3 separate regions of the Homo sapiens genome follow, and regions 2 and 3 are each linked to region 1. A link is a loop called in an ENCODE intact Hi-C map of the cell type or tissue named here. Cell type or tissue: gastrocnemius medialis. All regions are shown on one strand. Links, peaks and the distances in the headings refer to the core of each region. The heading gives the core; the rest is flanking DNA.

Region 1 (10,176 bases), core at 2,695-7,694:
TCTACCAAAAATACAAAAAAAATTACCTGGGCGTGGTGGCGGTCGCCTGTAGTCCCAGCTACTTGGGAGGCTGAGGCAGGAGAATGGCATGAACCCGGGAGGCAGAGCTTGCAGCAAGCCGAGATTGCACCACTGCACTCCGGCCTGGGCGACAGAGCAAGACTCCTTCTCAAAAAAGAAAAGAAAAGAAAAAAAAAGATTAGGAATCGTACATACTTTACCCTGCTCCTCACCTAGAGGGCAGGTTGCAATGCCCATAAGCACGTCAAAGGCCCTGAGAAGTTCTGCGGTGGAAAAAAAACCCAAACACCTGTTTAACTTATAAGGTAATGTTTACTGGACACTTACTCAATGACAAACAGGATTCTAAGAACTTTACATGTATTAATTTGTTAACATTCCTACTACAACCCTCTGAGCTAGGAATTATTATCCCATTTCACAAATAGGGAAACTGAGGCATGGAGCTGTTAAGTAACTTGTCTAAGGTAATACAGTTAACAAGTAGAAAAGCCTGGGTTCTAATCCAGGAAGGCTGGCTCCAGAGTGAGTGCTCATAATCACCATGCTATATACATACTTTGCTTCATCTCTTATTTTTTGATGATGGATTGTTTTTAATTGGATTCACCTGTTAACATCAACTGAACTGGTTCTACTGAAAAGTTTGCTGTTTACAGTAGGAGTTTATCTTGATTTCCTGCACAGATGTCATGCAACCAGCAATGATCTTTCTGCCCTTATCTGCACAGAGGCCTAGCCCAACCCCCTGATTAGCGCATAACTTTGCACTACAATAAACACTCTGAGGAAGGGAAGGAAGGAACAAAGGAAGGAAAGGTTGTCCTTATAAAAAGACCAGGGCCCCTGTCTTAAAAGAAGAAACCCTGGGTAGAAATTCAGTAGCATTTTCAATTTCTGGTTAAGGCCCAGCCCTCAAGTTGACAGTGAAAGCCTTCTTCTAGTACATGCACGGCCATCAGTTGCTCTACTTCTTTGTGGCTTCTAAACATGGGCATTGCCAAGAAGAAAACTAGGAAGGTCTGCTGTGATGATGAGGCATGATCCCCTGGTTTCTGGGAGTGAAGCTGCCAGGTACAGTTGCATAGGTTGTATACCGCACAACTGTAGCGGGTACTGTTCACATCGTTTTCATTGAACACTTGCCCTGCATGGGAACTACACTGTGTGGCAATTGCAATGCTGAGGTTTGGGTGGGGTGGAGTGAGAGTAATTGCAGGACTAAAATCATTACAAACACAATCTGTCTTATCAGGGTGTAGTCCGTGCCATATCACAAAGCACCAGGAAGTTCTGACACTGGCGCCTGGAAACTTGCCCTGTCTGAGGCGAGACCTGGGTTCCAGTGGGAGTGTCTGAGTGGCATCTCCCTGACCACACGGCATGGGGCACTCGCTTCCTCTAGCATTATGTGGAGCTCTGACTTGCCTCTATGGACATTTGGGGCCAGATCATCCTTTGTTGTAGGGGTCTGTCCTGTGCATTGTAGGATGTTCAGCAGCATCCCTGCTCCCTACCCCCAAGATGCCAGTAGCACCCCTCATCCCAAGTTGTGCAACCAAAACTGTCCCTAAACATTGCCAAATGTCCTTGAGAGGAGCCAAATCACCTGGGTTTGAGAAACAACACTGTAGAGGTTAGCTCAGTGTTCTCTCATACAGTCACCACTAGCCACATGTGACTTTTTTTTTTTTTTTTTTTGAGACAGAGTCTCACTCTGTCCTCCAGGTTGGAATGCAGTGGTGAGATCTCGGCTCACTGCAACCACCATCTCCCAGGTTTAAGCGATTCTCCTGCCTCAGCCTCCTGAATAGCTGGGATTACAGGTGCCCACCACCATGCCTGGTTAATTTTTGTATTTTCAATAGAGACAGGGTTTCACCATGTTTCACCATGTTGGCCAGGCTGGTCTCGAGCTCCTGACTTCGGCTGATCCGCCCATCTCCCAAAGTGCTGGGATTACAGGCATGAACCACCACTCCCGGCCCACATGCAACTTTGGAGCACTTGAAACGTGTCTGGTCCAAACTGAGATGTACTCTAAGTGTAAATTATACACCAGATTTCAAAGAGTTAGTGCACAAAAATGTAAAAGATCTCAATAATAATCTTTAAACATTGATTACACGTCAAAAAGAATATTCAGGATACATTGTGCTAATTAAAATATGTTACTTCAACTGTTTCTTTTTAAAACTTTTTAAAATGTGGCTCCAAGAAGGCTAAATATTACATGCATTCCTTGCATTAGATCTCTACTGGGCAGTGCTGATTTAGCTCTCCTCCACTTGTATTAGTCCTTTAGGCAACATTGTGAAGTCAGTTTCCTGGGGCTGCCTCTCTCTTACCCTAGCCTTTCCCCTCCCCAATTCCTAGAGAAACTTCTGCTGCATCTTGGCACTCTAAGTTGAGATTTTTTCATTTTATTTACTTATTTATTTTTTTGAGACAGTGTTTCACTCTTGTCACCCAGGCTGGAGTGCAGTGGCACAATCTTGGCTCACTACAACCTCCGCCTCCCAGGTTCAAGCAATTCTCCTGCCTCAGCCTCCCGAGTAGCTGGAATTACAGGCGTGTACCAACAAGCCTGGCTACTTTTCATATTTTTACTAGAGACGGGGTTTCGCCGTGTTGGTGAGGCTGGTCTGGAACTCCTGATCTCAAGTGATTCAACCATCTGGGTCTCCCAAAGTGTTGGGATTGCAGGCGTGAGCCACTGTGCCCAGCCCCTAAATTGAGATTTTTACTGATCATCCTCAGATGATCTTTAAAAAGATGGTCTTTGGAAAGATGGTCTTTGAAATTTCACCCCATCAAAAGCACTAAGGAGGAAGGATTCAATCAGCCTGCTCCTCCACACTAACTGGTCACACCCCTGTCCCATGGGCATCTGCATTTTGTGCCACCCGGTCACGCGGTCCTGTTGTTTTTGCCACCCTGGTACCGCTCCATCAGTTTCTCAACCACTGTTCCTGACTCTCATCTTTTCTGCAAACTACCAGACGCATTGCTCTAATCCTATTCACCCCTCTTTAACAATTTTCGATGGCTCTCTCGTGACACCCGGAGGAGGAAGCCCTGACTCATTCGCTGGAGCTTCAAAGCCCATTGCAAACTGGCCACAATCCCCCTTCAGGAGGCCATCATCATCACGGGCTTTACTTCCTGTTCCAACCAAATGGGTACACTTCCTTGCACTGTTCGCCTCTTCCTCACTTGGCATCCTGCCCTCCTTATTTCTGCCCATCAAAACCTATTTACCTGTTAGGACCCTTTTAAATCCCTCTTCTTCCCAGAAGCCTTCAGGGTTTCCATGGTGACCTTTCTTATCTTTAGGACATGTCGGCACCAATTAATTGGGAACGTTCATCCAATTGTCTTGAGGACACTCTGGTATCAAACTGATCTTAATAGACTGTATCACTCCTTAGCTTTGCATCTTTGTTCAGTTAATTTTTTTAAAGAGATAAGGTCTCAATCTGTTGCCCAGGCTGGAGCGCAGTGGAGTGATCAGGGTGCACTGTTGTTGAATTCCTGGGCTCAAGCAATCCTCCCTCCTTAGCCTTCCAAGTAGCGGGGACTGTAGGTGTGAGCAACCATGCCCAGCTATTTTAAAAATGTTTCTGTAGAGATGGGGTCTCACTGTGTTGTCCAGGCCGGCCTCAAACTCCTGGGCTCAAGTGATCCTCCCATTTCAGCCTCTCAAAGCTCTGGGATTGCAGGCCTGAGCCACCATGCCTGGCTAATGTTTTTCATTTCTTTAGCTCTTCTTCACTCTTCAAATGTCTGAAAGACTTCTGTGTGTTTTAGATCTTCTGTAAACACTGCTTATTAAGTTTGTAAAGTACTTGCCTTATGTGAATATACTCACTGGAATAACTAGAGAGCGTATTTTAAAGTGAGGGATCATCCTCCCACATTGGAGAGAGATGGTGATCTATTTAAGCTTCTTGCTATTCCCTAAAACCTCCACACTGTACATGCCACATCTGTGGATTCAGAAATATTTCTTAGTTAGTTTAATGGGGAATGCGGCCCCCATTCAGAAGAACAAATCCAATGGGAGTTGGTTCTGGTAGAGACAGCTGTCCACCACAACTATGCATGGCCGGGCCCAGCCCAAATGTCCTTCCCTCCGCTGATAGGGGTCTTGCTGGCCATGGTGGCCCCCAGTCTTTGGCAGCACATCTGAGGAACAATCTCCTTTGCTGTCTTTTAGGTTAGTGATTTCCTACGAAGCGGCTGTCCCCTCTTCTGCATCCAACTTGTCGCTCATTATTTGAACCGGCAAATGATGGCAATTAACCAGAATGGGGGCCTCATTTCTCTGCATCAAGTGGTGCCAGCCTTGGATGAGGAGTTGTAAACCTGATTCAAAGGGAGGGAGGAGAGACAGCGTGCCCAGGAGGGTGGGCCTTCCAGAATCACACGCCCCACATCAAATAACAAATCAACCTGCCCTAAGCGGTTATTTCTCTCTATTTGCATTACAGAAAAGCCACCCTCCGTTTATTTGGCTGTGAATGGCCCTGCCTCCAGCCTTCCTGGCAACTTTGCCAAGCTGGGATCAGCCTCGTGCAGGGGGCTGGTGCTTTGCCGTCAAAATTACCCCTTCCCTTTTGCTTCTGTGTTCAGGGCAGGACAGGAGGAAGACGAAGGTCCTCCCAGGCCTTTTTTAGGGACCCGTCCAGCTTGGCCTAAAAGCAGCGAAGAACCCACAGGAAACTCTACCAAATGGTTCTGCTCACCAGGCTCTCGGTGGAATGGGGGCCCTGAGCCACGTTCCTGGGTTTCCAGGGGCCTGTGCTCAGAGCAGCCAGTAGGTGTCTCCATCACACACTATTCGAGGACTCGCACCAGAGCAGACGTAGATAAGGCCTTCAGCTCTTACCCAGGTTGCTCAGGGAGGCTCTGGGGGTTCCTCAGGCACTGTCTTCTTGGGAGGAAGCAGGAGAGGGCATTTTAGGGATTGGGAGAGGAGCGAAGACTAGGCAGGCAGGACCAAGTGTGAAGGGATGGAGGGAAGGGCAAGTGCAGGTTTGCACAGTGGAAGAGGAGCTGGAAGGTGGAGCAATTCCCGCTGGGGAAAGGTGGGGAGAAGTGGGGAGGGAGGAAAAGGCTGAGGGCAGGCAGGATTTACAGAGGAGTTCAGTACACAGCCCCTGGAGGAAGGGCTGGGGCTGGGTTTGCACTGAAGTTCTAGCTCTTACTGGCTGTGGGGCTTTAGGAAAGTGATTCAACCTCTCTGCTGCCACTCACTCATCTATAATTGAAGACCCTACTACCACATAGAGGTGTTGGGCTATTTAAGTGAGAGTCCACATGAATAGTGCCTGCCGCCTAGTAAGCACTCAGTACATCTGAGTTATTTCTTATTAATTCGACAAGATGTTCAGGAGAAGCTGGTGCAAACTTGCGTGGCTCCTGCCCCACTTGCCCGCTCCTCACCCCCCCTTAAAGAAGCAAGAGGAGGCTGGGTGCGGTGGCTCATGCCTGTAATCCCAGCACTTTGGGAGGCTGAAGCGGGCACATCACTTGAGGTCAGGAGTTCAAGACTAGCCTGGCCAACATGGTGAAAGCCCGTCTCTACTAAAAATACAAAAATTAGCTGGGCTTGGTGGCAGGCACCTGTAATCCCAGCTACTCAGGAGGCTGAGGCAGGAAAACCTCTTGAACCTGGGAAGCGGAGGTTGCAGTGAGCCGAGTTCATGCCACTTCACTCCAGCCTGGGAAACAGAGCGAGACTCTGTCTCAGAAAAAAAAAAAAAAAAAAAAAGCAGCAGCTGGAAAACTTGGAAGCCAGATCTATTCAAACCAGCAGGACCTGTGGTGATGTTACTCAAGGGGTCCCTAAGGGACTGGCACAAGTCAGGGTGGAGCTATTATTTTAGTGGCATCATAGATGACAAGGGGATCCCCAATGATGGAAAGCAGCAAATGACTGCTCAGCTTTGAAGAAGGAAATGAGAGCAGACCAGCCTGTTAGCCAATGGCCAGCAGGCTTAGCCTTCTTTGAGAAGATGCTAGAATTGAACACCAACTATCTAAGGGACACAGGGGTGATGTAGCTTAGGGACAAAGAGCAGGAGCTCTGCTATAGTAAAGGCCTCAGCTCTTTGTCCCTAAGCTAAATAAATACTAAGGCTATAACTGGTTATGTGGCTGTAGGGCAAGTGACTTCAACCACTACAGTGCCTACTACCCCCCATGAGGGTGTTGTAAGGATCCAATGAGTTAGTATGTGTGAAGGGCTAAATAAATGAGGACTATTACTGTGAGACAGGAGGGAATAACCAAATGATGTTGTAAAGACCACACTGTCCCAGCCAAATCATTTACATTCATTTTTGCTTAAGGAGAAAACGTGGAAGGTTGGGGCTACAAGGGGAATCTGATCACTTTGCTGAACCAAAACCCAGAAAAAAGAAAATTATCAAGGTCATAAGCTCATTAAGAGCGAAGGAGGGACCGGGTCTCCTGAGTTTAAATACTTTAAGAAATTACTATTACTCTTCATCCTGATGTCAAGATATAATCTATGACAGTATTTCCCCAAATGTTTCTTAAAGGAATAGTCATAGGTTCTTCTAGAAACAGGATCTTATGGATTATTACATTTGGGGAATGCTGAATTAGAAAAAAATTTACATAGATTTTTTTAAATTGTAGGACTTCTCAGAGCCTTTTTTTAAATTTTTTTATTTTATTTTATTTTTTTTAGAGGAGTCTTGCTCTGTTGCCCAGGTTGGAGTACAGTGACACGATCTCGGCTCACTGCAACCTCCATCTCCCAAGTCAAGTGATCTCTGGCTCATTTTTGTATTTTTAGTAGAGACAGGGTTTTACCATGTTGGCCAGGCTGGTCTCGAACTCTTGACCTCAAGTGATCTGCCCACCTCGGACTCCCAAAGTGCTAGGGTTACAGGCGTGAGCCACCACACTCGGCCTTCTCAGAGTCTTTAATATGTCTAAACACATTGTGACTTTAAAAATTAATAGATTTTTAAGTTGCAGGACTTCTCAGAGCATTTAATATGTCTACACACATTGTGACTTTCCTAGACACCAGTATAGGGAAAAGCATTTCTCAAAGGAATAAACCATGCTACTCTTGTTTTCCTGGAATATCTCATGGAGCTAGTATTCATGGAATATAGTTGGGATTACCAATACAATTGTTCCTCAGTATCCATAGGGAATAGGTTCCAGGTCTTCCCATGGATACTAAAATATGTGGATGCTCAAGTCACTTATATAAAATGATGTAGTATTTGCATGTAACCTACACACATTCTCCCATATACTTTAAATCATCTCTAGCGGCACGATCTCGGCTCACTGCAACCTTCGCCTCCAGGGTTTAAGAGATTCTCCTGCCTCAGCCTCCTGAGTAGCTGGGATTACAGACGTGCGCCACCACACCTGACTAATTTTTATATTTTTAGTGGAGATGGGGTTTTACCATGTTGGTCAGGCTGGTGTCAAACTCCTGACCTCGTGATCTGCCTGCCTCGGCCTCCCAAAGTACTAGGATTACAGGCGTGAGCCACTGCACCTGGTGTATTATTTTAAAAAATTGTTTTATTATTGTATTGTTATTTTGAATTTTTAAAAGACATTTTCAGTCTGTGGTTGGTTGAATCTAAGGATGCAGAACCTTAAGAATCAATCTAAAAGTTCTTATTACATATAAGAACTTTTGATTTCAGAATGTCTTTATGGCAGTCAAGTGTGAATAACTAGCTCTGGGATCATGCTATATTATCAGGTCTGCAAATAAGCATGTCACAGTACAATCTATGCCACTTAATCTATACTGATGAATGTATATATTTAACAAGAAGGATCCATACCAAATGACAGCATTAGTGTCTTCGTGGTAGGATTACAAATTGTTTTTGTTTCCTTCTTATGCTTATCTGTACTTTGTGAATGTTCTACAATGAACATATGTGTCTAGAGCCCAAAAGAAAGCTGGGTCTTTATTGCATAATCAGTGATGAGGCATCTACTTGAAAGAAAGCCACTCCTCTGGGGATTAACTGTTGGGACCTATCTTACTAATGACTTAACAACAAAAGGATGGGGCTGTGTTCATCAGATATTCACATGATACTAAATGTGGTGGGGTGGCTCACGCTCAGAGAGCCAAGAATAAAATTCAAAACAACCATGACAAATTGAAAACATGGCCCTACAAAAACAAGATGAAATTCAATAGTGCAATTATAAGGTGATATATTTAGGGCTAAAAACAGCCACCATATGTTTAGAATGAAGGCAGGACCAGCTTCCAGTTGGTCAGCAACTACCAGGTGAACCCCTACCAGGTAACCGACCTCGAGATAAGGCTTGGTGCCAGGCATAGGTTTAGGAAAAAAAGACCTGGTAAGGATCAAAGTCCATGGACCAGGGACACATGAGCAAGATCGTCCCCAGGATCCCATTGTCTGAATACAGAATCCTAACAAAGTGGTCTGGCATGAGCTACAACTTCTGGTTTGCATAATGGAAGGATCTCTGAAATCAGAACAACCTTCCCATTCCAGGACTGCCATCGTGTGACCTCACCACATCAGGATGTCATCTGCCCCCTGCCAGGCTAGGGGAACACTTTGGTGTCACGTCCATGTGTTAGAGGCACTCTGGAGTCCGCAGTGGGAAGCAGAAAAGTTAGAAGTTCTGTGACATTTTACTGTTTTATGGGGACAATCAAATAGAATATTTGAAATCTGAGCCATCTCTGAAGAACTCGTTTTGGAAAATCCAGGGCATCTGGTCGCAGTCAACAGAGCGCCTTGCCTTCTTCAAAGCTCCCTGGATTCCGCACACATAAAAGGCCCATGACATGCTGTGGCCCCCAAGTCATCCCCCTTCTCAAGTCTCACATCAGTCAGCCCCTTATTAGACTGCTGAGTCGAGTCTGTGTCACTCCCTCCTAAAAGGGCTTGGAGAGGCTGGAGGATGTCCAGGCAGGAGACACAAAAATGATCAAAGAGCTGGAAACTGGGCCCTGTAAAGAAAGGTTAAAGGAATTGGAAGTGGTTTGCCTGGAAAAAGCGAGGGAGAGTCTGAAGCACCCAAATTCAGAGATGAACCACACAAACCTCACGTTAGCCTCGGTTTTCCTGCCACTTGCAGCTTTCATTTGCAGGGTCAAATGGAAGCAATAACCAATCGTTCACTTTGATCGTGAACTTATGATGCTCCCAGCTTTCTCAGTACTTGGCGTGGTTATCTCATTTCATTGTCATGACCGTCCTATGACTGTCCCTGCCTTTCAGATGAAGAAGCGGAGGCCCAGAAGAGAAGTTATGTAACTAGCTTGAGTTCATTCCACTAGGGAGTGATGGGTGCAGGCTACAGACTCTAGGCTAGGGACACTAGGGAGTGATGGGTGCAGGCTAGGGTGCACACTAGGGAGTGATGGGTGCAGAAGATGCTTCAGACTACATCTCCAACAGCAAGTGTTTTTATGGGTGTCCTTTTTTTTTTTTTTTTTTAGACAGGATCTTAGAGTTTCATTCTGTCACCAAAGCTGGAGTGTAGTGACGATCATGGCTCACTGCAGTCTTGAACTCCTGGGCTCAAGCAATCCTCCCACCTAGGCCTCCCAAGCAGCTGAGAACACAGGTGCTTGCCACCACACTTGGCTAATTTTTTAAAATTTATTTTTTGTAGAGTTGGAGTCTTGCTATGTTGGCCAGGCTAATCTCGAACTTCTGACTTCAAGCCATCCTCCTACTTCAGCCTCCCAAAGTGCTGGGATTACAGGCATGAGCTGCCATGCCCAGCCTACAAGTACCCTTTAAAAATGTAGCCTCATGTCATACAGTACAGCATGAAATTTGCAGGTGATTGTTAACAACAAAAACTCCTTAAATGACTGAAGGCATTGAGCTGTCACCAGGTTTGGGTTCAGCAATGTGCCCTATACAATGTAATATCATCACTCCCCCTGTTACCTCAGGTGTTGTGGGCTCAATTGTGTGTCTCCTCCCCCCACCCCCAAATTTTTGTGTTGAAGTCCTAACCTCCAGTACTTCAAGTTGTGACTGCATTTGGAGATACAGTCACTGAAGAGGTAATTAAGTTAAAATGAGGTCATTAGAGCAGGTCCTAATTTACTATGACTGATGTCTTTATAAGAAAAGG
Region 2 (10,176 bases), core at 2,783-7,782, 67 kb after region 1:
GCCACTTCCCAGCCAGGGACCCAGGGGCACAGTTCCACTGTGTTGGTGGATTTCCAGACATTTCCAAGGGAGGGTTCTTTTGCCACCTTCTCGCTCTTGCAGCTTGCTGGGAGTGAGAGCAGCACGTGAGTAGGGGTCTGTGTAGGGTTCACATCCACCAGCCCCTGACTCTCTGACTCCTCCTATTCCTCTGTCCAGACAGTGCATGCCCCAGGCTGGTGGGGAAAAACTCCTCAGCAAGGAAGTTGGTCTCCTGGACTCTGGTTTTTTAATACATAAATGCGAAAATATTTTGATGCCTTTGTTCTCTGCATTTGTGGTCACAACTCTCCCTCAGGGCAACAAGAGGTAGGAAGAAAACGTGAAGAAGAAAGAAATCGACATTTGTCCCTATTATGTGATATCATCCTGCCACCTGTGTGTGGCTGTGGCTGTTGGGGGGAAGATCTGGAAGGAAGCCCAGTGACCCACTCTTGGGGGTTATTATAAGAACAGAAGTGAGCTGGAGCAAGGTGCAGGCAGGGAGAGAGAGAGAGACTTCATTTTTTATCTTATATGTTAGGTTGGTGCTAAAGTAATTGCGGCTTTGCAATTACTTTTAATGGCAAAACCGCAATTGCTTTTCACCAATCTAATACTTCTGCAATGTCTGAAATGTTTGAAATGTTTACAGTAAGTCTATAATCACACATTCTTGCAGTAATTTTGAAATTACAGTTTTTTTGTTTTAAAAGGAAACAAAATTGATAGTACTCAGAGGCTTCTGTGGCTGAATGCAGAAGCACAGGTTAAACTTAGAGGTGGAGGCTCTGAAGGGCATTTTGGAAATATTAATATTTCTCAACAGAGAAATGGATGTTTTCATTCCCATCAGCGTAGTAGTCCCCTTTTTGGAAATTTGTCGTAAGAACTGATCAAAGATGCATAATTAATATACAAAATTTTCATAGTAACATTTATAATGGCCAAAAATTAGGTGCAATAATAGGGAATTCGGGTGAGCTGTGGTGTAACCATGTTATGAGCTACTACATGGTCATTAAAATGGTGATATGGGCCAGACACTGTGGTTCATGCCTGTAATCCCAGCACTTTGGGAGGCCAGGGCGGGTAGTTCACTTGAGGTCAGCAGTTCTGGGTATCCAGCCTGGGCATCACAGAGAAATCCCATCTCTACTAAAAATACAAAAATTCACCGGATGTGGTGGTCAGTGCATGTAGTCCCAGCTACTCAGGAGGCTAAGGCATGAGCATCACTTCAACCTGGGAAGTGGAGGTTGCAGTGAGCCAAGATGGTGCCACTGCACTCCAGCCTGGGCAACAGAGTGAGACTCTGTCTCAAAAAAACAAACACACACAAAAGAGAATAAAATGGTGATATGGAAGAAATGTTAAGTGAATAAAGTAGGGTGCAAATTGCATATGATTCAGATTGATTGATGGGTGGATTAATAGATGAATGCATAAATAGATAGGTGTGTATCAGTCAGCATTCTCCAGAGAAACAGAACCAATAGGAAATATATGTATGTATGTACATATAAAGGAATTGATATTGCAGTCTTGCAGCAGAATTTCTTCTTTTCTGGGAAACCTCAGTTATGTTCTTAAGGCCTTTCAACTGTTTGGATAAAGGCTGTATTAGTCCATTCTTGCATTGCTATAAAGAAATACCTGAGACTGGGTAATTTGTAAAGACAAGAGGTTTAATTGGCTCACAGTTCTGCCGGCTGTACAGGAAGCATGATGCTGGCCATCTGCTTGGCTTCTGGGGAGGCCTCAGAAACTTACAATCATGATGGAAGGTGATGGGGAAACAGGCTCATCCAAGGCCACAGCAGGAGGAAGAGAATGAAGGAGGCTGGGAGTAGGGTGGCACACACTTTTAAACCACCAGATCTCATGAGAACTCTTATCATGAAACAGCACTAGGAGGATGGTGTTAAAACATTGGAAACTGCCCCCATGATCCAATTACCCCCCATCAGGCCCCACCTTCAACACTGGGAATTACAATTCGACATGAGATTTAGGTGGAGACACAGATCCAAACCATGTCAGGGGCCAGCCAGATTATGGAGGAGAATCTTTTCTATCCAAAGTCAACTGATTGCTGATGTTAACCACAGCTGCAAAATACCTTCCCTGCAACATCCAGATCAGTGTTTGATTCAATAATTGGATACTACAGTGTCTTAAAATGCAGGTTTTATTATTATTCAGGTATGGTATTCAGATCAGGAGGCGACTGCCATTGAACCAATGGTTATGCTCACACATCTCATGAGGAGGGGTGCACCATGCCACAGTGGGGACCATGGGAAGGCACACATGGGAGCACCAGGATCTGTCAGGAAGCAGAGAGAGTGAGGGGAAAATGCAGACAAGAGACTTTTTTGTGGTTTCTGCAGGAAGGAATGGGTGAGTCAGGGTAGGCAGGCTTAGGATTGACTCACCTAAATAATTTCACTGGGCTCTGGGGCATGGGGGCTGTCCCTAGTTGCTGACAGCTGGCTCTGGAGTGACTGGAGAAGGGCAGTAGTAAGTAGCCCTGAGTGTAAGAGCCCAGTTTTATTCGTCCATTGTCACGCTGCTGTGGAGAAATACCAGAGACTGGGTAATTTATAAAGAAGAGGTTTAATTGATTCACTGTTCTGGATGGTTGGGGAGACCTCGAGAAACTTACAATCATGGCGGAAGGCACCTCTTCACAAGGTGACAGGAGAATGAGCTGAGCAAAGGGGGAAAAACCTCTTATAAAATCATCACCCCCATGATTCAATTACCTCCCACCAGGTCCCTCCCATAACACATGGGGATTATGGGAACTACAATTGAAGATGAGATTTGGGTGGGAACACAGCCCAACCATATTATCAATAAAGGAGGTGCTTGGGGTGTGGGCTCTAGATTCGTTGGTTTGCCTGTGCAAGGCACTCTAAGTGAATCTCTTGCTATCTCTAGAAATTGACTAAACTTGGAAGAGCCCGTGCCTCCAGGGTTAGCAAGTCCTCAAGATGTTAAAGCATTAGAGTAAAGAAAAGGCGTGATTAATTAAACTAAGCATGATAATAGGCAATTAGAAAAATGACTAGAAAGCGTAAACAGAATTGTTAACAATGGTTATCTCTCAGTGAGCAGTGAGATTGTGTTGTGGAGTATTTTCTTTTCTTTTCTGTCATTTCTACATTTTTTGTATAATCATGAATTGCTTTTCTGATGGGCATGGAGGAGGAACTAGAATAAATCATCATTTTTGGTGTTCAGAGGGACAAAACCATTAAATAGCTAAGCAGCTGCCCTCTAGAGTTCTGCTCCTGTCTGGGCTGGTGGCAGGTGACACAGGTAACACTATGTCCCTGTCCAGCCCTCACTGTCTTCTCTGTCCCCAAGGGCCAGGCTGACCCAAGGATAGCAATACCTTCTCCTTCCTTGCCCGGGCACTCTGAGAAAAAGGGACTCCCTTAGAGGACACTGGGGTGTTTCTTCTGAGGAGCCTGTAAGGAAACCTGGGCTTTCGCAGGGCTGTGTGTAAGCGCGACTGTGTGAGTGCCTGTACATGAGTGTGTGAGTGTGTACAGCTGTGTAGGTATGTGTATATGAGTGTGTGACCAGACATCACAGTGTGTAAGTGTGTGTCAGAAAATATGTATATGTATGAGTGCACACGTGTGTGTGCATTTGTTAGTATGTGTGTACATGAGTGTGTGTGCATACATGTATGTAAGTGGGAGTGACTATGTGTGTGGGTGTTTTGGGGTCAGCAGGCAGGGGGAGAAGGGTGGAAGGCAGGAGGAGGCACAGACACCTGCACTCCAGTGTCCTGGATGAACTACGGTCACAGAACCCAAGAGCCACGGAAGGAGACCAGTCTCAGCGCCCTGCTCTGTCCAGGTTATACCCATGAATTTTCAGGTGCATAACCCCCAGCCAGGAGGTCTGCATGGCTGGCCAAAGAGGCAGGTCTCCACTGTCACTGAGGCCCTCATTACTTCTCAACCAGGAGAGAGGGACCAGCCCCCTCAGGGGACATTTGGAACTGTAGGGGGACATTTCTTGATTGTCACATGTCTAGGGAGGACTCTGATTTAGTAGAAAGAGGCCAAGAATGCTAAATGCCCCTCATAGTGCAATGGGCCTGTGGCAGCTAGGGGGGCTTGGTGGCAGCTGGGGGCTTCGTGCCTGCTGTCTTCCCAGAGCCCTCACTCTATGCTTGCTGGGCCCTGCCTCTGGGGAATGTCAATTAAATGCAAAACAAGACACTGGTGCGAAAACAGTCTCCAGTGAACCTACCCAGCGCCACGAGCATTGCCAAGGTGCAAACAAAAGCACCTGAGGCAATCACACACCAGGAGAGTCCGCGCGTGCCAAATTCCCACCCCTCCCAGCCCCACCCACGTACATCTTCCTGGACCCAGACTGAGTTGACATGAAACAGATGAAACAGGCGGTGGGAGGAGGAGGAAAACAAGGTCTGTCTTTCAAAAGGGACGTCCTTCCCCTCTGCGATGAGAAGGCCTTTCTTCCGGGGAGTCACCCCCAAAGTGCTAAGCCTTCTCTGAGCGGGAGCTGGCCCCCAGTCACACATTATCTTTGAAGCTGACCTCCCGGTGCTGGGGCTGCGAGGGCTTCATGGGATGTCCCAGACCCTTGGTGGGAAAGTATTTGAAGTGTCTGGTGAGGCTGAGCTTCTGAGCAGCTGAAAGTTCTGCATCAGACACTCAGGCAGGAGGCTGGTGTGGACTCCTCAGGTGGGGAAAGGCAGGGGATGGAGAAAGGCGCTGAGCCTTGTCTGAAGTTGAACAGGAGCCAAAATGAACAAGGGGCCAGTGGGCCCTTCGAGGTCCTTGTCCCCTCCCTGCTAGGTTGTCAACCCTGGCAGCTGATCCCCCAGATGCTGGGGAGGCCCCGGGCCCCAGGAGCTTCTGATTCTGACGCTCCTGAAGTCAAAGATGGGGACGTGCCCCCCAGGCCCCCTATCCCTGACAAAAGCAGCCAGAGACACCCACTGAAGGGATTCTCACCCTGTGGGCCCCTCCCCTGGCCCCCCTGTCCTCCAGGGCCCTGCCACTCAGGGTGTGGGCCAGGAACCAGCTTTATCAGCTCCATCTGGGTGCTGGGAAGAAAGGCAGCACCTGGAGCCCCACCCCAGACCTGCAGAATTGGAATGGACATCTTAACAAGATCCCCCCACCAGAATTCAGGTGCACGTGGAAGTTTGAGAAGCACCGCTCCACTGGAGTAAATAAACCCTTTGCCTCTCTCTGGGAAGAAGATATAATCCCTGTCTGGAATAAAAATGCAGTAGAGAGGAAAGTAACCCAACGCAGCATTAACTGGCACAGGACAAGCTTTCTATTCTGCAAAAATGCCTCAATCCTGGTAACTGCTGGTGAGAGTTACTTTATTTTGTTTTATTTTATTTATTTTATTTTATTTTTGAGACAGAGTGTCACTCTGTCGCCCAGGCTGGAGTGCAGTGGCATGATCCCGGCTCACTGTAACCTCCAACTCCCGGGTTCAAGTGATTCTCCTGCCTCAGCCTCCCAAGTAGCTGGGATTACAGACACACACCACCATGCCCGGCTAATTTTTGGACTTTTAATAGAGACAGGGTTTCACCATGTTGGCAGGGCTGGTCTCAAACATTTGACCTCAAGTGATCTGCCCATCTCAGATTCCCAAAGTACTGGGACTACAGGCATGAGCCACCACAGCCAGCCAAGAGTTCTAATATGACGAGTGTTTCCATTTTGGAGACAAAGAAATTCATCTGGGCTTGTGTAGAGGGAGGTTATGAGATTTAATGAAGCCACACACCCCCGACAAACAGATACAGGACTGGGACTCAGGTCTCCTGGAAGGTCAGCAGGCCAACTTTCCACCACCCTGGTGACCATTTATCAGCCACCCCAGTGGAAGGATGCTGGATAGGATGGAGAGTCAGGAAACCTCAAATTGGTCTCAGTTTGGTCCAGGCTTGGCTGGATAACCTTGATCAGGTCAATTAACCTCTCTGGGGGTGGGACCACATGACCTAGAAGAATAATTTCTGCCCTGAAATTATGTGCCTCTTTCCTCTCCAGAGGAGTTCACTAGAGAATATTTCCTTTGTATATTTCAAAAGGTGATTCAACATATCAAAATGCTGTTTACATCCACCCATTACATAAAACATGGCACTTGGATGTCCCTGGAGGTCAACAGGGAAGGAGAGTTAGACTCAGGTTTCATGTGTCACTAACAGGGAGGTGACTGTTGCTCAGTGCTCAAAGCAAGGTCAGGAGGAAGTCTGTCTCAGAAGAAAAGGATGCTTCCCAGGTAACCACAGGTCTCAGTGAATGCCCGCTGGCCATTAACTACAAAATAAACATTCCACGTTGGAGGGAAGCCTCCCCTTGCTCACCTCTCCTCTCCCTCCTGTTTTTGTTGCTTTTGTCCCTGTGACTTTTAAAAAAAATTTAATGAATAAACTTTATTCCTTTTTTTTTTCAGGGTCTGGCTCTGTCACCCAGGCTGGAGTGCAATGGTGCGATCATAGCTCACTGCAACATCTGCCTCTTGGGCTTAGACGATCCTCCCACCTTGGCCTCCTGAGTAGCTGGGACTATGGGTGCGTGCCACCACGCCTGGCTAATTTTTCTATTCTTAGCAGAGATGAGGTTTCACCATATTCCCCAGGCTGGTCTTGAACTTCTGAACTCAAGCAATCCTCCCTCCTTGGGCTTCCAAAGTGCTGAGATTACAGGCGTGAACCACCTCGTCCAGTCAGACTTTATCCTTTTTTTTTCTTTTCATTTTAATCCAAATCCTGCACAAGACTTTCTTCTTTAGAGTGGTTTTAGATTTACAAAAAATAAGTGAAAATAACAGAGTTTCCATATTACACCACCACCAAATTTCTCCTATTATTAACATCTTGTTAATAACTCATTAGTGTGGTAGATTTGGTACAATTGATAAGACAATACTGATACACTATTGTTAACTAAAGTCTATAGCTTCCATGAGGGTTTCCTTTTTGTGTTGTATATTTCATGAGTTTTGACAAACATACGATGATATGTATCCATGACAATATCATAGAGAAGAGTCTTACTGCCTTAAAAATGCCCTGTGCTCCACCTATTCACCCTCCTCCCTCTCCCCCACCACCCCGGCAACCACTCACCTTTTTATTGCCCCTATAGTTTTGCCTTTTTCCAGATGTCATACAGTTGGATTTTTACAGTACATGGCCTTTTCCGATTGGCTTCTTTCACTTAGCAATATGCATTTCAGTTCTTTCCACATCCTTTTGTGGCTTGTTAGCTCATTTCTTTTTAGTACTGACCCTTTCATCTTTTGATATGGGGCTGAAGGTTCTGCAGGTTGGGCCAGGATCTTCATGGGAGACCCTCCAGTGTCTGGCAGTGCAGTCTCAGAACAGCTGCACACAGCAGAGCCTGCCTCCATCAGCTGAGATGTGCCAACATGTGAGGGACAGAAACAGAAGAAACGGGCCCAGGCTGTTGCTAAAGCCCAAACAAAATGGGTAGAAAGAGCTCCAGGGAGAGCTTTTGAGATAGGTTCTTGGCATCCTCCCTGCAAGTGATGCAGAAGCCATCACCTGAATAGAGGATGATGACTTGTGACAAGGGGACCCCTCAGCACCTCCATGGTCCGTCCTGCTCCCTTCCCCCTAACTGGGGAAAGAGAATTCTGGGAGGAGAAAACCCAACTTCCAACCCACATTAAATCACTGTCATCAGGGTCTGAGCTCACCCGCCCATGAGCCATAACAGCTGCCCAGAAACTGGCCGGGAAAAGAGCAGATTGGCTGTCTCCCAGCCCCTCCTCTGGTAGGTGGTTTTCCAGAGGAACCAGACAGTGTCCTGAACACCCCCCAGCATAGGCAGAGTCAGCTTGATCTCATCTGTCTAACTCCCTCCCGGGCCAGGACAAAAGTGTCACTCTGTGCCTGACACCGAGGCCTGATTTGCTCTCACCCCTGCTGTCCCCGTCAATGACTCCCAACTTTCGAGGCCTCATTCCTACCTTTAGTCTTTGGCTGCCATTATTTATCACTGCAAAGTGAACAGAGGAACATGATTTTCACTCAAGGACACCACCTTTCAGGAGGAACTTATCCAAAGTTTTGCAAAACTTGGGCAGAATCAAGGTCTCACCTCCTTCATCTTGGTGGACTCGAGAAGGTCTGGGCTCAAAGAATTTCTGCACAATCAACCAAAGGTGGGGTATAGAGGCAGGAGGAAAACAGAAGACACAGACTGCCCCCAAAAGAAGAAAAGGTCCTTTAAACACCATCTGATAGCTCCTCCGCACAGGGTTTGGTGGAGCTGTTTTTAAAGTCTACATTTAACAATCTGGTGTACCCCAGGCCTGTGTATCTCAGTCTTAATGCCTCTGAAGCAAAAACTACAAAGGTCTCTGATGTTTCTTCTTTCAGACTTTTTTTTTTCCACGATATGAACTTTTTTTAAGGCTCCCGCTTCCCGGTGAACTCGCCTCCATCTCTTTCTCTTGCTGAAGCTGCAGATGTACATTGTGGTAGTGTGAAAAAAGCTAATTAAACTGCAGCGGCTCGGCGGGAGGCACGGAAGGCCCCGCGGAGCACATGGGATGATTGATTTGCACTGTCACACGGCTCTGCTGGGTGTCATAACTTAGTGACAAATCAAGGATTACAGTGGCCCAGAGTAACTCTCTTCCTTTGTTGTTCCATAGACATCAAAGCAGCCAAGGATATTAGTGTTTTTAATAAGTAGCTAAGTCAGGAGTAGCTTACAGTTTGAAATTACTCTATGTACAATTGAAGGTGTTGGGGGAACAGGGGTAAGGAAAACAACAGCTCAAGTGTTATTAGTTAGATTTAAAAAAATTTAATAAAATAAAACAAAACAAAATAAAATGCAGCCCATGCACCAGGAGCAAGTTCTTTGTAGGGGTTGTTGGAGATTTTTGCATTATTTGTGTAAGCCACGTGGAGGCCTGCTGTGGTGAGGCATACCCTCTGGAAATTAGGTTTTCTAGGGACAGGAAAAAAATGACTATCAAAGCCACAGGTCTGGGGGGCTTCATAAGCAAATGGCTTCATCTTAATCAGCACAGAAGGAAGCTGGGAGGGTCACAGTGATGTGTTTGAGGACGAATATCCTGTTCCCCAACAATTAGGATCATAAAATGATTGGGGCAACTCACCTTATCTTGAAAGTACACAGATCCCTGAAGACAGCTGCAGCCAAGGTTTGTTTTTCTTGGGATATTTACCTTCCACCACAGAAGAGAGGCCTGAAAATCAGAGCAAGGTGGGAATCTGAAATTCATTCCTGCCTACTATGCAATTATCATCACTGTGTTGCTAATGGTTTCTCCCTGGATGGGCTCGAGTCGCTCTGGAAGATGCTGCTGGGGCCAGGGCCGTGATGAGATGTTGGAATGGATGGCCACCTCGCTCAGTGGGTGCCCATTTCTCCTTAGTGATTTTAAGCTCGGTTAGCCCTGGACATGGAGAAATACCACCATAATCCCAAGATGCACCCTGAGATGCACACGTTTCCATCGACTGTGGCGCAACCCAGCCCTCTTGGACCCTACCCAGTTGGGAGAGGAGCAAAGGTGACTCAGGACAAGTCTGTCAACCTCCCTGGGCCTCGGTTTCTTCATTCTGCATAATTGGAGATCATCCCTTCTTCCTCACTCACTAGGTTATGAAAATCTAATTAAACAACGCCGGTGGAAATATTTCACAAATTCCTAAGCATTATGCAAATCAATCAGAAAATGGAAGCACAGGATGAAGTCATTTCCCACGCCCACGCTTCGCTGGTGTGGGTGGAGGAAGCCTGTCATGGAATCACCACTGTGGGCACCCATGACAGATTTGAATCTCCAGCAGTATTTTCACTGAAATTCACTTTGGTCTATGTTGTGCATAAAATCCATTTGGGGTTAAACAATGGTCTTGATTTTCTTTTGTGTGTATCTATGAATCTATGCGTTCCTGTTTGCATCATTGTGAACAAAACCCAAAACAATTTAAAATTGCAGTCATATGTTCAGTTTTCATTATTATGAATTAAATGAGGGAATCGGCCAGTTTTACGTAAAACAGTGAGGTTGAGTGAGGCGGGCTTCCCCACACAGAGAGGAGGCTGATAAAACAACACCCATTGG
Region 3 (10,176 bases), core at 2,664-7,663, 130 kb after region 1:
GTGCTCACACCCAGGCAGAATAACTAGACCCTGCACTTAGCCCTGGCCAATGGCTGCCACGTGAGAATGTGGGCCCAGGGGTGCCAGATTCTCTGATATTTCAAGAGTAGCCAGAAATCTGGATTTTTTAAATGAAATCTCCCCATCTGAAATGTTGGAAATGAATTCAAAATGTTTTGGATACTTCATGGGCCAAATGACACACATCTGTGAGCCAGACGCAATCTTGGATTGCCAGTTTGCAGCCTCTGATGCAGATCCACCCCTTAATTTTACAGAAGGGAAAACGGAACGGTTCCAGAGACACTCAGTGACTTACCCAAAGTCACGCAGCTGGTCAGTGGCAGAGCTGGGACTAGAACCGTTGTCTCGCCATTGTGGTTTGTTATAATTGCTGATCAACTGTGCTTAGGAAAGATCCACTCAGTGCCCAAACTAAGGATGGCAAACTAGAACCCCTGGGGCCAATTCTGGCTGGCAGTCTGTTTTTGTAAATAAAGTTTTATTGGAACACTGCCACACACATTTGTTTACATATTATCCATGGCTGTTTTCCCAATACAACAGTGGGATTGAGTCACTGGAACAGAGATCACATGGCCCACAAATCTTGAAAATACTTACTGTCAGACCCTGAACAGAAAAAGCTTGCCAATCCTTGTTCTAGATTCTTGATATTTTTAGATGTCGTAATTTTTGTTTCAGCTACTCATGAGATGTCTCAATGGTCTGAGGATATTATTTAATAACCCAACTGAATGCTACTTGCAATGTGGCAGGTCTGGGTTGCAGGTCCCAGGAAGGAACAGTGATTGAGCCAGGCAGCTGAAGCTTATCCTATGCAAGTTATTCCCATGAGATGATGAAAAGAAAACCACTGCTATCACCACCACCATCAACGATGGCAACAACAGAAAAACTTCTCTCAATAACCCTGAAAGAAAAAAAGAATTAAGAGGCTGGAGTGCAACGGTGTGGGACCTCGGCTCACCGCAACCTCCGCCTCCCAGGTTCAAGTGATTCTCCTGTCTCAGCCTCCCATATAAAGTCTCTTATAAGTAAATAGAAATTTTAGATAAATAGTAGAATTTGGTCATGGCAGTGAACAGCAAAGACACGCGTACGCACACCCCTCTGGAAACAAGAAAATGTGATTTGTGAAGCAATTTCAGAGACTGCTCCAAGCTGCATAAAAATTATGTGCAGCCAATGAACGAGACAGCATTGATGTGGATGAAAAAGTTGCTAAACCAAGTGAGACTCAGCCAGGACTCCCACCTCTTGCAGGAAACATGATCTCAGGAAGGGCTTCTGTCAGGGGCACTTCATCCCCCTGGCTTCAGGCTTCCACCAGGGTGGTGTCCAAGCCTTTCTCCCCACCCACCTCTGCCCTGCTCCTGGGAGCAGGGCTTGCTGGTCTGATTGGTGAGGTTGGCAGGAGAAACCGGGCATACTCAGCTCAGTCCCTCCTGGGCTCACGTTGGCCACAGAGTGGCAGTGCATTCTCAATGCTTCTCTGACACATGGAAGGCTCTCGCCCTGGCAGAGGGGGCCTTTGCCTCTGCCAGGGTCTGGGTGGGTAGGAACATCTAGCTCAGGGATGAAATATTAGAAAGCCCATTGGGGCCATATGCCTAAGCCATGCCTCCAATCCAGCTTCAATCACTATCTCCAGCCATCTGACTCCTGTCTTGATTTGGAACTTGGAAAAAAGGAAAGAGGTGTTATTTATTAGACACGACTGTTTATAAGGTAGCAGTGTTACTATTTCACAGTGCATTTTGTAGGGGAATTATCTTCTACGGCTGAAGTCACAGACTTGGAGATTTTTATGCTCCCCACTCAAATGCCAAGGGCCCTATTGCTGATCTAGAAGCTATCAATGCAGGATAAGAAGCCCAGCCCACAAGATGTTTATCATCTATCCAATAGTTAGTAGATGGTCAATAAGTTAGTTGATGATCAGTTAGTAGATAATCAATAAGTGTTGTTTAATATATTAAATAAAGTATTGAATAAAATATCAGAAAATAATTTGGAACATCATAGAGTACAGGTTTATATATATACATATAATCTCAAATCAAATAGATATTTATCAGGCATTTTCTGTCTGTGATTTAAACCCTGATATAGCTACTGATACACGCTTTCTTTCATCAAATAAGTATGTAAATAAAAGTTCTTTGGGAGGAAAGGAACAGCTTCTCGGGTCTCATCAACCAAGAAGTAAAATCACGTTGCTTCAAAGGACAGGCATGTAGATAAACAACTAGAAAATAAAAAATACTTTAAAAAATCTATATGCTCCTGGCCAGGCACAGTGGCTCACGCCTGTAATCCCAGCACTTTGGGAGGCTGAGGCGAGTGGATCACAAGGTCAGGAGTTCGAGACCAGCCTGGCCAATACGGTGAAACCCTGTCCCTACTAAAAATACAAAAATTTGCCAGGCGTGGTGGCGGGCACCTGTAGTCCCAGCTACTCTGGAGGCTGAGGCAGGAGAATCGCTTGAACCCGGGAAGCAGAGTTTGCGGTGAGACAAGATCATGCCACTGCACTCCAGCCTGGGCAACAGAGCGAGACTCCATCTCAAAAAAAAAATTTTTTTTCAAAAAATCTACATGCTCCTTTGACATCATGCTCTCCCCTGTAACCAAAGGGTCATTCTTCACTTGGAGTCAATTCATTAAAGCTCTCAGAATCCACCAGAATGCATGGGAACTGAAGTGAACATTGTTCAAAGAGCTATTCCTTCTGGTCTTTCATTCTAAGACTCACTAGAACCAAACAGAGTTAGAAGGCTAATTTGGAAGCATGTGTGTATGTGTGGGTATTTATTTCATCAACATTATCTATATAATACACACACACACATATACACATAAATAGCATTTTCATTCTAACTTTTCTGAGCACAAATCAACTGACGGCCAGTGACCGGGACCTTTCTGGGTGGCCTAATAGAAGTGAGATGTGTTATGAAGATACGTAAATGAGCAGCTAATTGCAGGTATATGAGCTACTTTATCTGGAGAACAAATTAGCAATTTGGATCAAGTGCTCTCAAATTCAAAGACTTGGATGCTGTAGTAGGAACCTAGGGCTCTATGCTACAGGAAGAATCAGGATGCAGAAAAAGATGTACTTTTTTAAAAAAAATCAGAAAAAGATACAAGACTGTTGGTTGCTGCTTTATTTATAATAGAGAAAAAAGGTATTGATCTGAATGTCCAACAAGGAGACAACAAGTAATTGCAGGTTTTGCCACTGAAAGTAATGGCAAAAACCGCAATTACTTTTGCACCAACCTAATAGCCAATCAATTGCAATTTGTTTGCATGGGGAGAGGGAGGGGCAGGTGTCATGATGCCTGACCAGAAGGACAGTGTGGCAGAGTGGTTGAGCATGTGACCTCTTAATCAGATTGCTGGTGACCCCTCATGATGTTAACCTAAGGAAGTTAGCTTTTTGTGTTTGGTTTTCCTCATCTGCAAATTGGGGATAATGTTGGTAACTAACCTCATAAGGTTTGGTGAGGATTAATTCACTTAGTACCAGCAGTCCTTAGAACAGTCCCTGGCATGTGATAAGTGATCAGCCATCATTGGCCATTTTATGAAAAATGGGACATTTTGTAGTCACTGGACAGCATGTTTTAGAAAAATCTCTAGTAATACAGGGAATCTCTGTAAGAGCATTCATAAACATTGAGGTCTAACATAAGTACATAAATCTTAAGCTTACAGTCACTGAGTCTGGACACATAGGTAGTCCTATGTAATCTCCACTGCACACCCACCCAAGAGCTAACCACTATTCTGACTTTATCATCATACATTTATTTTGCATATTCTTGAATATCATGTAAATGGACTCAAACTGTCTGGAGACTTGTGTTTGGCTTCTTCTGCTCAACTTCATATCTGTGAGATTCATGCATGTTGTTATGTGTAGCGGAAGTTGATTTTTTAGTGCTGTATAGTATTTCATTGTATGAATGTATCACGTTTTTAAATCTTTTCTACTGCTGCTGGGCATTGGGTTACTTCTGATTTTTGGTTATTATGAATAAAGCTGCTATGAACATTTTTGTACATTCTTTGGTGAACATAAGCACTTGGGTATTACTAGGGAATAAGTTGTGCCCCCTCATTCATATGTTGAAGTCTTTTTTTTTTTTTTTTTGAGACAGAGTCTCGCTCTGTTGCCCAGCCTGGAGTGTAGTGGTGGGATCTCAGCTCACCACAACCTCCACCTCATGGGTTCAAGCGATTCTCATGCCTCAGCCTCCTGAGTAGCTGGGATTACAGGCGCACACCACCGTGCCTGGCTAATTTTTGTATTTTTAGTAGACTTGGCCAGGCTGGTCTCAAACTCCATACCTCAGAGATCAGCCCACCTCAGCCTCCCAAAGTGCTGGGATTACAGGCAGGAACCACTGCGCCTGGCCCCATATGTTGAAGTCTTAACCCCTAGTACCTCAGAATGTGACCATATTTGAAGACAGAGACTTTACAGAAGTAATTAAGTTAAAAATGAGGTGATTGGGGTCAGCCCTAATCCAATATGACTGATATCTTAATAAGAAGAGGTAATTTGAATACACACACGTATAGAAAGAAGTCCATGCAAACATACAGGTAGAGGCGGCCATCCACAAACCAAGGAGAGAGGCGAGGAAGAGATCCTTCCCTCACATCCCTCAGGAGGAACCAGCCCTGACACCTTAATTTTGGACTTCTAGTCCAGAACCATACAGAAGTAAGCTTCTGTTGTTTTAAGTTACCCAGTCTGGGCTGGGTGTGGTGGCTCATGCCTGTAATCCCAGCACTTTGGGAGGCAGAGGAGGGTGGATCACGAGGTCAGGAGTTTGAGAACAGCCTGACCAACATGGTAAAACCCCGTTTCTACCAAAAATACAAAAATTAGCTGGGTGTGGTGGTGCGTGCCTGTAATCCCAGCTACTTGGGAGGCTGAGGCAGGAGAATCGCTTGAACCCAGGAGGCAGAGGTTGCAGTGAGCCAAGATCACACCATTGCACTCCAGCCTGGGGAACAGAGCAAGACTCCGTCTCAAAAAAAAAAAAAAAAAGTTACCCTGTCTGTAGTACTTTGTTACGGCAGTCCTAGCAAACAAATATAGGCATACACCTAAGAATAGAGTTGCTGAGTCATAGAGTATTTATATCAATCATATAATCATAAGCTCTGATAGATACCACTGAACAGCACACAAGTTAAATTTAAAAATCAGGGGAAATTATACATGCTTTATGTTTCCAATTGTATGTGTGTACATAGATATAAATATAGACACATATATATCCAGATAGAAATATAGACAAATAGATATAAGATAGAAGGAAATTTATCTGAAAGTTAACTATAGACTTTTTTTGTCTTTTTAAAAATAACTAACATGGCTCACTTATGTCATATAGAAATGTAATAGTTACTACAATTTTAATAGTGGTCATTCTGGGCGATGTGATTATCAGTGTTTTGTAGTTAGTATTACACCAGTTTCTGTATTTTCAGATTTTTCTACAGGGGACATAAGTTCCTTTTATAACCAGAGGAGGGAACTGTTCCTAATAAAGAAAAGAGAAAAGGCTGAAAGAAAATATAGTAATGTGTTACTGGCATTGACCTCTGGGTTGTGAAACTTGGGATTATTGTTGCCTGTCCTTCATTTTAATTATCTGCATTTTCCATGTACTATAATGACCATATGTTACTGTTATCATGGGGGTGGAGAGAAGAAACGTTCTTCTAGAAAATCAGCAGGAAAAAAACTACAAATCTACAATAAACTACAAATAGAAATCGTGGTAATATATTTCAACAATTGTTGACATACGACAACAATTGTATGATGCACTATTATATTATTTACTAGTAAGAAGAAAAACACTTTTAATTGAACTATAACCCTTCATCAGTTATAAGATGCATACTGATTTCAGAGATGTTCAATTGTAGGGAAAAAATGCATCTCACCACTGAAAACATTCAGTGAGTAGCATCACACACACTATATAAGAAGCAACGTGATTTCAGAGTCCCGGAGCCTAAGCAGTCCTCACCATACCTAGAAGCAGAAAAGATGGAGGGCTGGGAGGGTCAAAACAGAGCCCAGCGGAAGATTGCAGCTGGAGGAGCTGGAATCCTGGCTCTGACCACCACTCCCTGGTGGCCAAGAGGGGAAGGAGTCACCCACTTGCTGCGTGGTTCCCTCCCTGGAGGACACCCACTGACTGGGCAGGGAACTGTGACGTTTAATTGGCTAATGTCTGGAGAACACTTTGAAGATGAAAAGTACCAGGTGGGTATCATCACCATACACTTCTTAAGATGATGCATGAGAATAATCATAAAGTTCTCCCCAACTGGGCCTTTCATCCACGGATTTCAAAGCATTTAGCAAACCTTAATTAACTCTCACAGCACCTCTATGAAGTAAGCATTAATAGCCTCTTACATTAGAGGGACAGAAAGAGGAGGTGAGTGACTTGGCCAGGCCCTCAGAGAGTTAGAGACCAGGTGGACAATACGCGTTCATCAGGCAGGCATGCATTCAGTGTCTCCTCTGTGGCAGGTCTCATGCCAAGCTCTGGGGAAACCCCAGGGGGTGCCAGAGCTGGTCAGTGCCAGCTCGCAATCTCCAGCTGTCAAATTTTCAAGAATTTTGCAAACCAGTTATGAAACAAAGCCATTCTTCAAAGTTAAATTACATAAATGTATAATTAAATAAATTGTATTGGAAACACAGGTAATGAAAGCTCAAAATGTATCACTCCAAATTATTTTACAACTTTCTACTGTTATCTGCACACTTGGGGTTATTCACCTGTGGAATATCTGCGGGGTGGAAATAGTGCAGAAAGCTGTGCTGCTGTGCACTCCTTCCCAGATCCCTGTTCAGTGACGTCCCAGTGGTCCCTTGAAATTGACCACGGTGAGAGTGTTTACACCATGGAAATTGGCAGATGCTACAGACCAGGGCTTGACTTACTGTCCTCTGGACTTCCAGACTTTAAAAAGTGATGGAGAAAATGTTAAAAATGCAGGTTAATATTAAAAGCATGTCATTTCTATAGCCATTACATTGTGAATGGCACACACAAAAGATTGAGGAAAGACTTCCATGCTTCAAAAGCCATTATCCAATTCAGCAAAGAAATCACTCACAACGTCCTAGACAAATGAGTGACGTTCCTACATACATCCTCGTTGTTTCACTTCCATCTTACTCCAGAGCAAGGAAGATATCCCACCAGTCTCCATCAAGAGAGCCAAAAGCCAAGCATGGTCCCTCACCCAGCAGAGAGGCCCAAGATCTGGGACCTGGACAGTAGATGTGTCTGCCCAGTCCAGTTTCCCATCCTGCCACCCCCTAGCCCCCACCACCGTGTGACTATCATAGAAACAACCATTTTATATAACAAAACCCTGCTGCCTTCCTGGCCACATTTGATTGGTCAAAGGCAGGCTCCTGGTCTCTTCCTGAGAAATGTGGGACTGGCACTGAGAAAGACAGCCAGGCCTTCTGGTAGCTGAAGCTGTAAAATATCAATCTACGAAGCTGCAGTAGCCAGGTCACATGGAATCCACCTTACCGATAAAGCCAATCAGGGGAGAGCAGAAAGAAGGCAGCCACAGCAGAAAGATTCAGGGGAGAGACACGATACAGTTTGGCTGTGTCCCTACTCAAATCTCACCTTGAATTGTAATAATCCCCATGTGCCAAGGGCAGGGCCAGGTAGAGATAATTGAACCATGGTGTGTGTGTGTTGTGGGGGGTTTTCCCCCATACTGTTCTCGTGGGAGTGAATAAGGCTCACAGGATCTGATGGTTTTATAAATGGGGGTTCCCCTGCACAAGCTCTGTTGCCTGCTGCCATGTAAGACGTGACTTTGCCCCTCATTTGCGTTCTGCCATGATTGTGAGGCCTCCCCAGCCATGTGTAACTGTAAGTCTATTAAACCTCTTTCCTTAATAAATTACTCAGTCTCAGGTATGTCTTTATTAGCAGCAAGAAAATGAACTAATATAAGATATCTTGGCAATGTGTTGGTCCCTAGATTCCAGGTGGCCCTGAACTCAGTGCTTTCCTGACCTTCTTGCTACTTGGAGTTCAACTCTTCTTTGGATTCTACATTATGCCCCAGTGATATGGTTTGGCTGTGTTCTCACCCAAATTGTATCTTGAACTGTATCTCCCATAATACCCACATGTTGTGAGAGGGACCTGGTGAAAGATAATTCAATCATGGCGGCGGTTTCCCCCATACTATTCTCATGGTAGTGAATAAATCTCACGAGATCTAATGGTTTTATAAGGGGAAACCCCTTTCACTTGGTTCCTATCCTCTCTTGCCTGCCACCATGTAAGACGTGCCTTTCATCTTTTGTCATGATTGTGAGGCCTCCTCAGCCCCGTGGAATTGTGAGTCCATTGAACCCCTTTTTCTTTATAAATTACCCAGTCTTACATATGTCTTTATCAGCAGTGTGAAAACGGACTAATACACCCAGTATTTTTCCAGCAAGTTCCCCTCTTTTGCTAAGCTAGCTGGGTTTCAGAAACTTCAATTAGAATTGTCCTAACTATTATAACTACCAAGGATGCTAAGTTGATTCTTTCAAAAATCTTCACTGGGCTTCTCTCCAAGTTCTTGGTGTGGTATAAAGAAATGGTGGGCATCCAATCCCTGAACACTGAAGTTGACCACCTAGATATACAGCAGGGGGATATACGCATCCCAAAGACAGACAATTGGATAAAACCCAAGTACAAACAAAAAACAATAAAGGTAATTTCACACAACATGAGAATTAGAAGTGAACTTTAAGGCCACCAAATCCAGCGTCTATCTGACATATGAAATGGCTCTAAATTTCGACTTCCTGAAGGATTTCAATCTATTTTCAGTGCGTTCTCATGACAAAAATATTCGTCTAGGTTGAACCAAAATCTGCTTCCCTGTAACTTTGAACCACTGGTCTTAATTATATGCCCTGGAGCTATACAAAATAGATCAAAGATTTCCTTCACGTGATAGCCCTTTAAATATTTAAAGTCAAAATACTATTATTACTATTCCCATTTATTGAGTAATTACTACATGCCAGCACATGGTTATCACGTTTAATCTTCATCACATGCTGAGAGGTAGATGGCATCTGGAGCCTTATTTTACAAATGAGGATACTGAGACAGAGCTGGGGGTGGGAAGGGAAGGGACTAAGATCTGATCATTATCATATGTCACCACCTTCCAGCGAGGCATTCTGAAGAGTTCAAGAATTGGACCTTCCAGGTTGTTCTGAACTTACATATGTCACAATGGGAGGATGGAACATATTTAATAGTTTGTGGGCTTGATTTGTTCCTTTCAATTGTTTAGCTATGTGGTGCATTGGCCTCTATTTGTACTCCCATCCTGAGCCCCATAAATGTTAGGGGTGAGCCTGGTGGGACATCTTCAGAGGGGCTATCTCTTGGTGAACAACAGCTACACATTCCTCTCCATCTCAGCCTCCTACTGCTTACTCTTTAGAGTTCTAGTCTCCTATTTCCCACAAAGGGGGTTTTGCCTCTTATTCACATTTCCATTTAACTGTCACCACCTTCTGCCCCTTCACTCTTGGGTGCTGAAGGCCAGCTGGGTTGAATTCATTCCCAGGTCAACATGTGGGTAGCACCTCAGTTTTCTATTGCTGCAAAACAAACTATCCCAAAACAGACTGGCATAAGGCAGCCATTCTATCATCCTGATGTTATATGAGCAGCAGTGTGAACATGGCAGTGTGAAGCAGGCTGGTCTCTGTTCCACAATGTCTGATGCTTCAGGTGGGAAGACTTGATGACTAGAGGTGACTGGAATCATCTAAAGATATCACTATTCACACATCTGATAGTTGATATCAGTTCAGTTGAGACCTCAGGGTGGTTGTTGGCCTACACTGGCCTCTCTATGTGGTCTTTCCATATGGGCTAGTTTGTCTTCCTTACAGCATGGTGGCTGGATTTCAAGAGCCTAAAGAGTGAGCATTCCTAGAGGGCAAGGTGGAAGTATGTGGTATTTCTCTGCTCTAACCCTAGAAGTCACACAGCATCACTTCAGTCATACTCTACTGGCAGAGGAAGTGAACAAAGGTTTTCCCAGGTT

The links. Peaks named below come from ENCODE experiments on the same cell type or tissue, not always from the same donor. Only the 100,000 strongest peaks of a DNase experiment are listed, where the experiment ranks them.
Region 2: a loop joins it to region 1, with 2.5 times the contacts of the local background. A loop is called at or near these places in 2 of 110 quality-filtered maps.
Region 3: a loop joins it to region 1, with 4 times the contacts of the local background. A loop is called at or near these places in 4 of 110 quality-filtered maps.

What each region holds. Positions count from the first base shown.
Region 1 is chr17:65,289,524-65,299,699 of GRCh38, forward strand. No RefSeq gene overlaps it. Among named protein-coding and RNA genes, the nearest start is that of RGS9, 160 kb to the left of the region's middle. In gastrocnemius medialis, for the core only: a CTCF peak has its summit at 4,841 (motif pointing right); a DNase peak (open chromatin) is centred at 4,887.
Region 2 is chr17:65,356,778-65,366,953 of GRCh38, forward strand. No RefSeq gene overlaps it. Among named protein-coding and RNA genes, the nearest start is that of LINC02563, 96 kb to the right of the region's middle. RefSeq lists an enhancer at 5,775-6,974. In gastrocnemius medialis, for the core only: no CTCF peak of the experiment used is centred there; a DNase peak (open chromatin) is centred at 5,694; H3K27ac peaks cover 656 bases.
Region 3 is chr17:65,417,345-65,427,520 of GRCh38, forward strand. No RefSeq gene overlaps it. Among named protein-coding and RNA genes, the nearest start is that of LINC02563, 35 kb to the right of the region's middle. In gastrocnemius medialis, for the core only: no CTCF peak of the experiment used is centred there; no DNase peak of the experiment used is centred there; H3K27ac peaks cover 563 bases.